Regions from separate parts of the Homo sapiens genome. Here region 1 is linked to region 2. Evidence: chromatin loops called from intact Hi-C (ENCODE). Cell type or tissue: endothelial cell of umbilical vein. All regions are shown on one strand. Each heading gives the region's core, and the rest is flanking DNA. Links, peaks and the distances in the headings are about the cores only. Region 1 overlaps LOC105370273 (a long non-coding RNA gene). Region 2 overlaps NDFIP2 (Nedd4 family interacting protein 2).

Region 1 (5,391 bases), core at 310-5,309, 560 kb before region 2:
GAGCGAGACATTTTGTCTCAAAAAACAAACACCTGAATCCTTTTTATTTTTTGAAGGGTTCTTAATTATTTGTTTTATTCTTTTGAATGAATTTAATACTTGTATTATCTCCCTCCACTCCAAACCCACTGGGATCTTTGTTGTAATTTCCTTAAATCTAAAAATTAAATTGTAAAGATGTGCCATCCTTATCATATTGATTTACCCATAAGGAAAGAAAAATAATGGCTAAGTTTTGTGAGGGCTTGCCATATGCCATGTGCCAATACCAGGTATTTTCACCACCAAACTCATATTATCTCCACAACAGTTTTCAGAAGAAAGTACACATTTACAAATGAGGGCACTCAAGCACAGTGAGGAAAGCAATCCTTCAAAAACATCACTGGCCTAACTAATTGCGTGTTTGTTTTTCTTTGGTACACATTATCACAGCCTACTCTCTACCTCTTTCCCACTTTCTCATCCTCACATTTTTTTCTATTTTTCCATTCCTTTCCAAATTCTCCTTTTTTTATGAGACAGTCTCACTCTGTCACCCAGGTGGGAGTGCAGTGGTGCGATCTCAGTTCACTGCAACCTCTGGCTTCAGGGTTCAAGCGATTCTCCTGCCTCAGCCTCCTGAATAGCTGGGATTACAGGCACATGCCACCACACTCAGCTAACTTTTGTATTTTTTAGAAGCGATGGGATTTCACCATGTTGGCCAGGCTGGTCTTGAACTCCTGACCTCAAGTGATCCTGCCACCTTGGCCTCCCAAAGTGCTGGGATTACAGGTGTGAGCTGCCGCACCTGGCCCCAAATTCTCCTTTCTGTATCTACTTTGTCTTCCTCATTTTTCACGTACATAATTGATTATATTATACTACTAAGAAGTTTAAATTTAATTGATTTGAATTATTATACTTTATTAAGGAAACAGCATAAGGGCTCTCCTGACTTTTGTTGCAAGCCAGCCTTCTTTATCACACCCTCAACAACATCTCCACAAAAAGAAATCTACAACTTCTGATGTAGACTCTGGAGCTAAATAGAAAATCAGAATCTATAAGACACAGGGAAGAGAGAAGAGGGAGCAGAAGGAAAGTTTCAAGATTTATTTCTACCACCTACGTTTAATTTCATGGAACCTGAGAGCTTATTTGTTCGCTTTAACATTATTTAGCACCTACTGTATACTGGCATGAGAATCCTGAGGCTTTATCGTTTATCTGTTAGACCTACTATGGTGTTATTCAGTTGGAGAGGAGGAAAACCTCCTGGTTCCTAAAGCACCCAGGCTATGTCAGGGAGGAGTGGAGCACTGTCTCCACTTGGCCCCTATAGAAGTAAATCTTCACTTCACCACTTATCCTTGAGCAGAAGAGGACTGTAGTTGATGATTCACATGAGAGGATGACAATTCAATCTCAATTAGCGTAGATTCTTGAAACATTTCCAGGTTGAAGTAGCTATTCTCAGCCCTCCATAGGCTGGACTGTCCTCCCCAGAGGACTTCTTAGAATTCAATTCTGGCCCATGAGACCAACACCAGATCTAAGCCTAGCTGGGCGTACCTGAAGCCTCAGCATGCCCCAATGTAACATGCAGGCGTTTGGCCATATGGTGTCCCCTGAGCTTGCCGTTCTCTGATTTATGCCAGAATGGGCATATGCTGGGATATTTCAGGACCCTGAGGGGAGAGTCAAAATGTCACACAGCCAGTATGAGGTTAAGCTTCCATTTCTGTGGTTTATGGCTTAAGTAGAAATGGAACCGGAGGGGACAAAAAAATGCCATTATTGATTCTAAAGCCTAGAAGGTTGAGGTTAGGGCATATAAGATAAAACGTTTAGGTTCTCTGAGGTGTGACCTATTTATACCTGTAAAATAGCCTTCAAAAATGTCCAACAAGGAAAAAGATGTATATTTGTATATATTACCCACTTGGCTTCACTTAAGCCTACTTTCTTCATATTCTGTAAAGAGAAATATCTAGAATCTGGTTTTTAAGTGGTGCCTTTTTTTTTAAGGGGGACTTAGTAGGGAAGGGTGCTCATAGGAATGAGTCATCGCTTCAGGATTTATGCTTATTAAAAAGTAAATATAGACTTTTCTCTGTGTTGCTATTTGAACTCCCCATGACTAAGTGATGGTTTAGTTCAACCAATGTTAGATGCCGCCTATACGTAGGGGCTAAGTATGCTTCCCAGTTGGAGAGGGTTGCCCTCCCAATAAGCATTCTGACAGGCATATTGGACTAAGGACAGAGGACATCATGTGGGGGCAGGAAGGCTGCCAGATGGCAGAGGCAGAAGGAGAGAATGCATAGAAGGCCAAGTGAAAGGAACAATTTACAGGGAACTCCCCCATTTGTGGAGAGGTGTGAGCATGGAAGCATGGAGGGATAATGTGGAAGGGAGCTGTCCCAAATATTGGAAAACAGGAGGTCCATTTTCAATCTAGACCTTCCACCTAAATGAACAAGAAATAATAAATACAAGAATTCACATCAGGGAAATTGGTTTTATTCACAATTGAAGGGTAACTAATTTTAAAGAGTTTACTTGGTGGCCATGAGAAGTGTACGTTTTGGGTATAAAAATGATGCCAATTGCCAGCACTCACAGGTTGTGATGAAATGTTGCCAACTTTTTTACACACTGTTCATTTTTACCATTAAGGCCTCTCATGAATCTTAATAAATCCAGTTTCATAAAATACAAAGGCATGCTCTCTTTTCTCTTAAAGAAAGAAAAATACTAGTGAATTCATGGCCTTTTCTTTATAATGGAACCTGCAATATAAATCTAATGTTTAACGCATCAGAAATTTATAATTTCCTTTTGAATTATATGAATGCACACCACTCAATACTAGTAATTCATTTTGTTAGTTTTGATCAAAGAGTTAATTACTATTTGAATGAAACTCTACTAATGAATGAATATAAAATTAAGATCTTCTCATGATGGCAATCGGTTACAAATAAGACATAAGAAAGATGCAAATCATGAGGCTCCATTTAGGTTTCATGAACCAAGTGCTTCTAACAGGAAGATAAATACAGAGCAATATTCAAGTCCTCTGAAGCTTAAACCAAAACAATATTAATTGTATAGGTGGGGAGGGGAGAGGGGATAAAAAGAAAATGGAAACAAGCAAAGAGTTCTCAGTTTTCAGGCATAGGAAGAGGTTTGTTTATATGTAGTTGAGGACAGACACAAATGCATAAATGAATGTATATAGTGCAATCAGCAGTTATCACAAATCTGCTTGGATTCAACAGTAGAGCTGACAGAACTTGGTCAATGTTAAGACTGTGCCACCTTCTGGTTGTCATGTGTATGACAGGTGTTCATATTGTTTACAGACTAGCATTTCTGTATTATGCAAAACTTATATTGAAGGGAAACAGCAGATCCATTCCTGGTGCTGTTCACTTTCTCCCCTGGGGACTGTATTGGAATGAGAACACGATCCATAAATGTACTCCAGTGACTGCTTTGCTTGAAAATCTGAGTTTGCTTTTTAAGCTTGATCAACTGTAATGGTATATGATAGTCCAGACACAAGCTCAGACAGCACTGCAGTTGTGAAAGCAGGAGATTTGGTTGCTTGTCTTTTCCCTGGTTGCCACTTTCTGAATTTCTTAGAGCCAGAGAAATGGAGCTCCAGCAACCGAAACAAGGCCTCTGTCAATCAAATAAATCAGATGGGGGAATATACTGTTGTGTCTGCAAAGCTGCAAAATAATAAATACACGTGTAGCCTAATTTCTGTGCAACTGTTAACATGCAATTGGGGCCAAAAGATGATTTGAGGGATTATGTTATGCTTAAATTCCTCCACAGTCTCAGTCGGATCAATTATGGGATCACGGCTTTTGGAGTCCTGGCTGGATGCTAACATACCTTTGCCACCAAGCTGAGCATCCTAGCTGAAGGACTTCTAGAGGATCCATGGCCACTCATTTCATAAATGTATCTGCTGTAATTTGTATTTGAAACACTGGAGTTTGAAAAGGTAGTCCCAAAGGAAAGGTATTGTTTTTTTCATGTGCATTGCTTAGGGGTTTGTGTCTTAAAATTAGCCCTGGAAACCTTAAAATCCTATAATATTTTAAATGTGTCTAAAGAGGCAAGTAGATTTACAGAGACAGAGTAATCTTAATTGAGTAATTGTTCTTTACACTTTATCATTGTAGCCTGCTAAGTTTCTTGGGTAGGGTAGGTGGCCCTCTCCCACACTACCTTCTCCCTCTTCCCCTATTCCATCTGACGCCCACACTGCCCACCCTCTGCACCCACACATACACTCTCAGCCCTGAAAACAAACAGAAAACCAAGAATACTTTTACCCACAGAAAGAAGTGGTACTTTACCGTAATGACCGAGATGATTTCTTCGACTTTCTATTTCACCTTGCCTATGATGATCGAAACAAACTTTTTGCAAATTCAGGCTTTTCTGAATCTGCAAATAAAGTGATCGAGAATGAAATAATCGGAAAAAAATCAAAATGCAGGTTTGCTTTAAAACACAAAATTCAGCTGCTGTTACTGTCCTACATTATCACCCTAAATTGATATTGGGATTGGCTTTATGTAAAATTTGATTATGAAGAATAAAGTCTTCAAAGACAAGTTTTTTAAGAGTATCCTAATTTGTGATTACTTATCCTTCTTCATTGAAGGGTATACATGGCTGCTTTGCAGTGTTTACAAAACTAAAAGAACAACAAGATCAAAGTGTGAGGTTGGTAGGGATGTGAATATAAGATGCAAAGAAAACCACTTGAAAATTGATTAAATATCAGTGAAATTTGTCCAGGCATGGTGGTTCACACCTGAATCCCAGCACTTTGGGAGGCCAAGGCAGGTGGATCACCTGAAGACAGGAGTTTGAGACCAGCCTGGCCAATGCAGTGAAACCCCGTCTCTACTAAAAATACAAAAATTATCTGGGCATGGTGGCAGGCGCCTGTAATCCCAGCTACTTGGGAGGCTGAGACAGGAGAATTGCTTGAACCCAGGAGGCAGAGACTGCAGTGAGCCGAGATCTTGCCACTGCACTCCAGCCTGGGTGACACAGTGAGACTCTGTCTCAAAATAAAATGAAATAAATGAAATTTAGGAGCCAGCTTGAGGGGCCCCCACCAGACAAGTCTGGGACCATTTAGAATCAAAATAAATAATGACAGTAAAAGTTTGTACCCACTGGATAGGGTAAAACTCCATGAGTTCATGTTAATATAAACATATAAACAAACATATGAATGAGAAGGAAGTTTTCTAACAATAGGAAGGCAACATTTGTAATAAATGTTAAAGAAATTATGAAATTAGAAAAACCACCATTTGGCAGCCCTAATAATAATAATTGACTCAGGAAAGTATCATTAATGGACTA
Region 2 (5,391 bases), core at 54-5,053:
AGAATTGTCTCCTAACATAGTCTGCTGTTGATGGGCATTTAGATTGTATCTAATCTTTTGCTCTTATTAACATTGCTGGAATGAATTATCTTTAATACATCATTTTTATAAGAGGGAATATGTGTGTGTGTGTATACATATATATATATGTGCAGTGTATTTTAAGAACTGGAATTGCTGGATCATAGGGTATGCACATTTTTATTTTTGATAATTATTGCAAAATTGCCAACAATATAAGTTGTACCAATTTATACTCCACCACTGGTTATGAAAGTTCTTATTTCCCAGTCATTACTAATGGAGCACTGTCACATGTATCTTCTTGATACCATTTTTATGAGTTTGATGTTATTCATCTTTTATCTTTTTTGTGTTTATCTTTAAAGTTACTCTTTTCAAATGTGACTGTGAAAAAATATTAGTTGCTAATGCTTATTGATTACTCTGTGCCAGACATTGTACTCATTATTGCATTTGTCTATACAACAAATTGAGAACATTAGATGTTGCTGAAGTTCTTATGCTTACATTTAAGATGATAAAGTTGTAATTTTTAGTGAGCTATTCCAATGTTACATATTTACAGATTCAGGAGGAAGAGTGTCCACCAAGAGATGACTTCAGTGATGCAGACCAGCTCAGAGTGGGGAATGATGGCATTTTCATGCTGGCATTTTTCAGTAAGTAATCTTCCTAAACTATTTTGGGTTGTTTTTATGAATTGGCTGTATGTGTATTAAAGTAACATAGTGAAGAGAAGCAAATATTGTTAGCATATGTCTACCTTTCTTAAAATGTAAATTGTTCCTGATATTGGACTAATGAATACTGTGATCATATGTTTAAATACAAATCCTAGAATTTATCAAACTCTTGTTGGATAAATTTATGCGTTGCAGCCATTATGAAGATGCTGACATGTAAAAGTACATAAGCATATTTAAGCTATTTCAGATTTTTAAAGAGAAATACTGCTATATTGGTGCCCATTCAGCTCTGTAGGAGCGTATAGAATGAAACTATAAATTGCACTATTGGGGCAGAGGATTTCCATTTGAGTGTCCTTAAGCTAGAAGAAGGATTGGAAAAACAGATATTCTGGGCAACTGGAACAGTGTCACTTGGGACAGACAGTTATGAAAGTATAAGTCTTATTTGGGGGAATGTTAAGTAGTTAGAAGATCAGAAACAGTAACATTTTAACATCTTGCAGAATTCTTAGTATTTGACTTATAAAGTAAATTTAATCTTCTTGAGGGAAGACTGTGTCAAAGTCTTCATTATTTCAATTCATAATACAGGGATTGACATAGTAAACTCATTAAATAATAAGATGCCCAATCAACTGTTTAAATTACTAAAGCCAGTGGTAGAAACCCAATATTCATTTAAGTAAGTTTATTAGTCTATGATATAGTTAATTTCTGCCCTCAATCTGGTTAAATGATCAAGCTTTCATTCTTGGATAGAATGCTGATTTAATTCAATTTAGTTAAAAGCTTTATTATGATCATAAAACCGAGAAATAATTTACTTATTTAAAGTGCCACATTCAGCTTTAAAAAGTAGAAAATACAGCCTTCGTGAGTTGTCACTTTTGAGTCTGAAAGTCCATGTAAACCCTGTCCTCCAAGTTTGAAATGGTTTCTTGCTTCCCTTCTATTTTCATCTGCTGAAGAAAAGACGGGGAGGGGAATGAGCAAGGAGGGCAGACAGCTCCTCAAATTTACTAATTGTAATGTTCACGTTGTCAACCAGCTAATGTATATGCAAGATTTAAATCTTAAATTGGTTTTAGTTACAATTTCTAGTTATATAATGTTAGGTATAATAAAAAGGAAATAAACTGTGGTTACAAATGAGTGCTGTTTTGTAATATTAGTCCTGTGAACCTTGGTTTTTATCTTAATTTTGGTTTAACTGGTAATCCTATATATTAATAACATTTTAATAACAAACTTCTCACAGTTTGTTTACAAAAAAGAGTAGCTTAAACATTCATTACTTTCATTGTTATTATACCTTTTAAGAAACCTTAATTAGAAAGGAAAGGATCTAAATATATTGTATTATTTTTAGTATAAATACCTGGTTCTGGGGAATAAAAACATGTTATTTGACACCTTCTAATTATGCAACTCAGAAGTCTTATTTCTCCGTTTATTTCACTTACCACCAGTATCTTCTTTTTAATTTTAATTTTTTAGATTTGAAGCCCTTTCACTGATGTGTTATAAATGCATGGTAACTTAGACACACTGGATGACTTTATTCTTAGCCAGTGGTAGTATATTAGTTAATATAATGTAAATGTATATATTTATATTTAATAGATTTAATATATATTTTACTAAATTTTTACTAAATTGTTTCCACAACTTATATATTTAATGCTTCCTGTTTTACAAATATTGTACCAACATTATAACAGTAAATTTATATTTTTACCTGTATTTCCTGATTTTTTTTTCTGGCAGGCTATAGGCCTAGAGTTTATTTGCTTGATAAGCATAGATTTGTTTGTCATCACTACCATCTAGTGGCTGTTTTTCAAATTGCAACTTGCTATATTTTCCGTGTTTCTTAAATATCTAATAGCTACTGTGGGTAAAAAGGTCCAGAAATAGATTTTATTTTTAGTGTGGTTTAATTATAACTTAAGCATTTCAGGTTATATAACTTGCACAAGTAAAATTACAGTGAATATCAATAAGACTATTTCAATTAAAACCTTTTGGTGGCTTAATTCTTTCCTTCTTTATTTTCAGTGTTTTACCTCACATAACCTAAAAAAAGTTTACACTTAAATTTGGTAAGATAATTGCATATTCTTGTTCAGAAAATGTAAAAGAAGAAATGTTTGTAATAATGCTTTTGCTTCTCAAAATCCTTTTAAAGTGTTACCATAAAATGCCTCAGATACATGCCTAATGTGCATATCTCTGATCTTATTTTTAAGAAATTTTCTAAGAGAATGGAACAGAATTTGGTTATTTGCCAAATACTAGAAATGAAAAGTTTATGGATAATTGACAGTCTATGGAAATGACCTTAAATTTTAGTACTTCAAAATGTAATGGGCTCTTATTTGATCCTGTTTAGAAAACTTTTCTTCTGAGGTTTAGCCATTTGTACCGTGTGTGAATCTTCACATCAGCATGCCATGATAATAAGTAATCACCTGCATTATTATCATTTTAGACTTGAGGGAAACAGAAAGAGAAGGTATTTGTAACCTTAAAATAATTAGAAGGGTGTTTTGAAATGTGAATTCTGATTTGTAAGAAATTGCCAAACTGTCTTCCAAAGTGGCTGTACTATTTTGCATTCCCACCAGCAATGAATGAGAGTTCCTGTTGCTCTGTGTCCTTGCCCGTATTTGGTGTTGATGGTTTTTTTGTGTTGTTCTGTTTTTTGTTTTTTTTTTCAGACATTCTAATAGTTTGGTGATGGTATCTTATTGTGGTTTAATTTTTATTTCCCTAACAATTGATGTTAAGCATCTTTATTCAGTTTATTCTTTTGAGCACCTACCATATACAAGTCAAAAAGTTACAGTTTTTAAAGGGGTTATCTGGACACTACACATCTTGACACATCTTGGAAAACAAAACATTGATGTCTTATTCTGTCCACAAAAAGCTGTTTTTTATATAGCTTTTACATGACATTACATAGCATAAGTAAATTCAGAAAAGGAACATCTAAGAATTGTAATTACAGCTGAGGAAACCCATAAAGTATTTGTCAAGTATTCAATTTTATTGTTTTGTTTACCTTTTTTTTCCTTTTTTTTTTTGAGCCGGAGTCTTGCTCTGTTGCCCACATTCCAGTGCAGTGGCGTGATCTTGGCCCACTGCAACCTCTACCTCCCAGGTTCAAGCAATTCTCCTGCCTCAGCTTCCCAAGTAGCTGGGATTACAGGTGCCCACCACCACACCCGGCTAATTTTTATATTTTTAGTAGAGACAGGGTTTCACCATGTTGGCCAGGCTGGTCTCGAACTCCTGACCTCAGCTGATCCCCCTGCCTTGGCCTCCCAAAGTGCTGGGATTACAGGCATGAGCCACTGTGCCTGGCCTGCTTTACCTTTTTTAAAAAGCCAATTTTGTTGGCTGATTGCTTAGGCTGGACTTCTTGGGTGGAACCACATGTGAGATACATTGTGATCTGGTTTTAAGCTAGTTTATAACTGCAGTTACAACCATTAATGATAAGCTTTCAGGAATGGATTCCTGTTGGCCAAACTGACAAGAAACCAAGCTTACCCATTTGTTGATATACAGTATAGCAAATAAGCCATTTGCAAAAAGTAGGCTATAGTCTATAAAGAAGGCTTAATTGGCAGAGTTAAAAGAAAGGGAGCTGCTGTTTCCATTGAGCCATGAAATATTATTAATATGTCTATGTTAATTTGTTTCCAAATTGTGGTTTATAAAAGAACGGTTTCTGTTGCTTTTAGTGGCATTTATTTTCAACTGGCTTGGATTTTGTTTATCCTTCTGTATCACCAATACCATAGCTGGAAGGTATGGTGCTATCTGCGGATTTGGCCTTTCCTTGATCAAATGGATCCTTATTGTCAGGGTGAGTGTCTTGATAGCCTGTATCTCTTTTATCTCTAAAATGAGATGTATGAAATTTTCTGTGTGGTTCATAAATGGTCACTTTATTTTCATGAATTCAGTTATTTCAAGGCTTATTCTTAAATCCTATACTTAATCATTATAGTGAGCTCTGTGGTATGAACACTTTATAACTTTATCATATGAGAAGTTGTTAATATAGTGGAAAGAACTTTGAAATAATAAAAATTTAAGTTTGAATCTCATCTTTTTTATATGTCTTAACTTTATTTAATTGTTCTGAGCATTAGTTTCTTTATAATAGGCTGATAATAGCTGCCTTGTAGGATTTTTATGAGGTATGGAAATAATGTAATTAAAGTACCTTATCCAGTTACTGCACAAATATATGTGCTCAGTAAATCATGGCTACTATTATTGTGATATAGTGCAGGTATGCCTAAATTAAGTTAAAACATAAAAATTTCTCGTTTAGTCACATTATCATGACCTTAAATATCTTCTCACTGTTTTCTTTTGAAAACATTGAGAGCTCAAAAGTGAAGGCCTGTGAAGTGGTTATCAGAACTCTTTTTTTCCCTCATGCTTCTTCTAACCTTCCTTATTTTCCTGTTGTTCCCTGAAGTCACCCCCTGCCTTCTTATAATTTACAAGATAGTGCGTAGGGAGACAAGTTCCCCATCTTAACAACTTTTCTAGTCTCCAGATAGTTTTCTGTAAAAATTGCATAGGCATTAGTGTTGTTCGCATAATCATCCCCCAGCCTTTTGAAGGCCTCTTTTGACTTCTTTTTACAAATGTT

The links. Peaks named below come from ENCODE experiments on the same cell type or tissue, not always from the same donor. Only the 100,000 strongest peaks of a DNase experiment are listed, where the experiment ranks them.
Region 1: it touches region 2 in a loop (4-fold over the local background); 8 of 110 quality-filtered maps call a loop at or near these places.

Annotation. Positions count from the first base shown.
Region 1 is chr13:78,975,281-78,980,671 of GRCh38, forward strand. LOC105370273 (a long non-coding RNA gene) reads right to left here. Exons shown (of 5, transcript XR_942108.4): 2 at 4,365-4,455. Among named protein-coding and RNA genes, the nearest start is that of LINC00331, 140 kb to the left of the region's middle. In endothelial cell of umbilical vein, for the core only: a CTCF peak has its summit at 3,337 (motif pointing left); a DNase peak (open chromatin) is centred at 3,321.
Region 2 is chr13:79,539,093-79,544,483 of GRCh38, forward strand. NDFIP2 (Nedd4 family interacting protein 2) reads left to right here. Exons shown (of 8, transcript NM_019080.3): 4 at 590-683; 5 at 4,466-4,590. Among named protein-coding and RNA genes, the nearest start is that of LINC01068, 25 kb to the right of the region's middle. In endothelial cell of umbilical vein, for the core only: a CTCF peak has its summit at 2,553 (motif pointing left); a DNase peak (open chromatin) is centred at 2,579.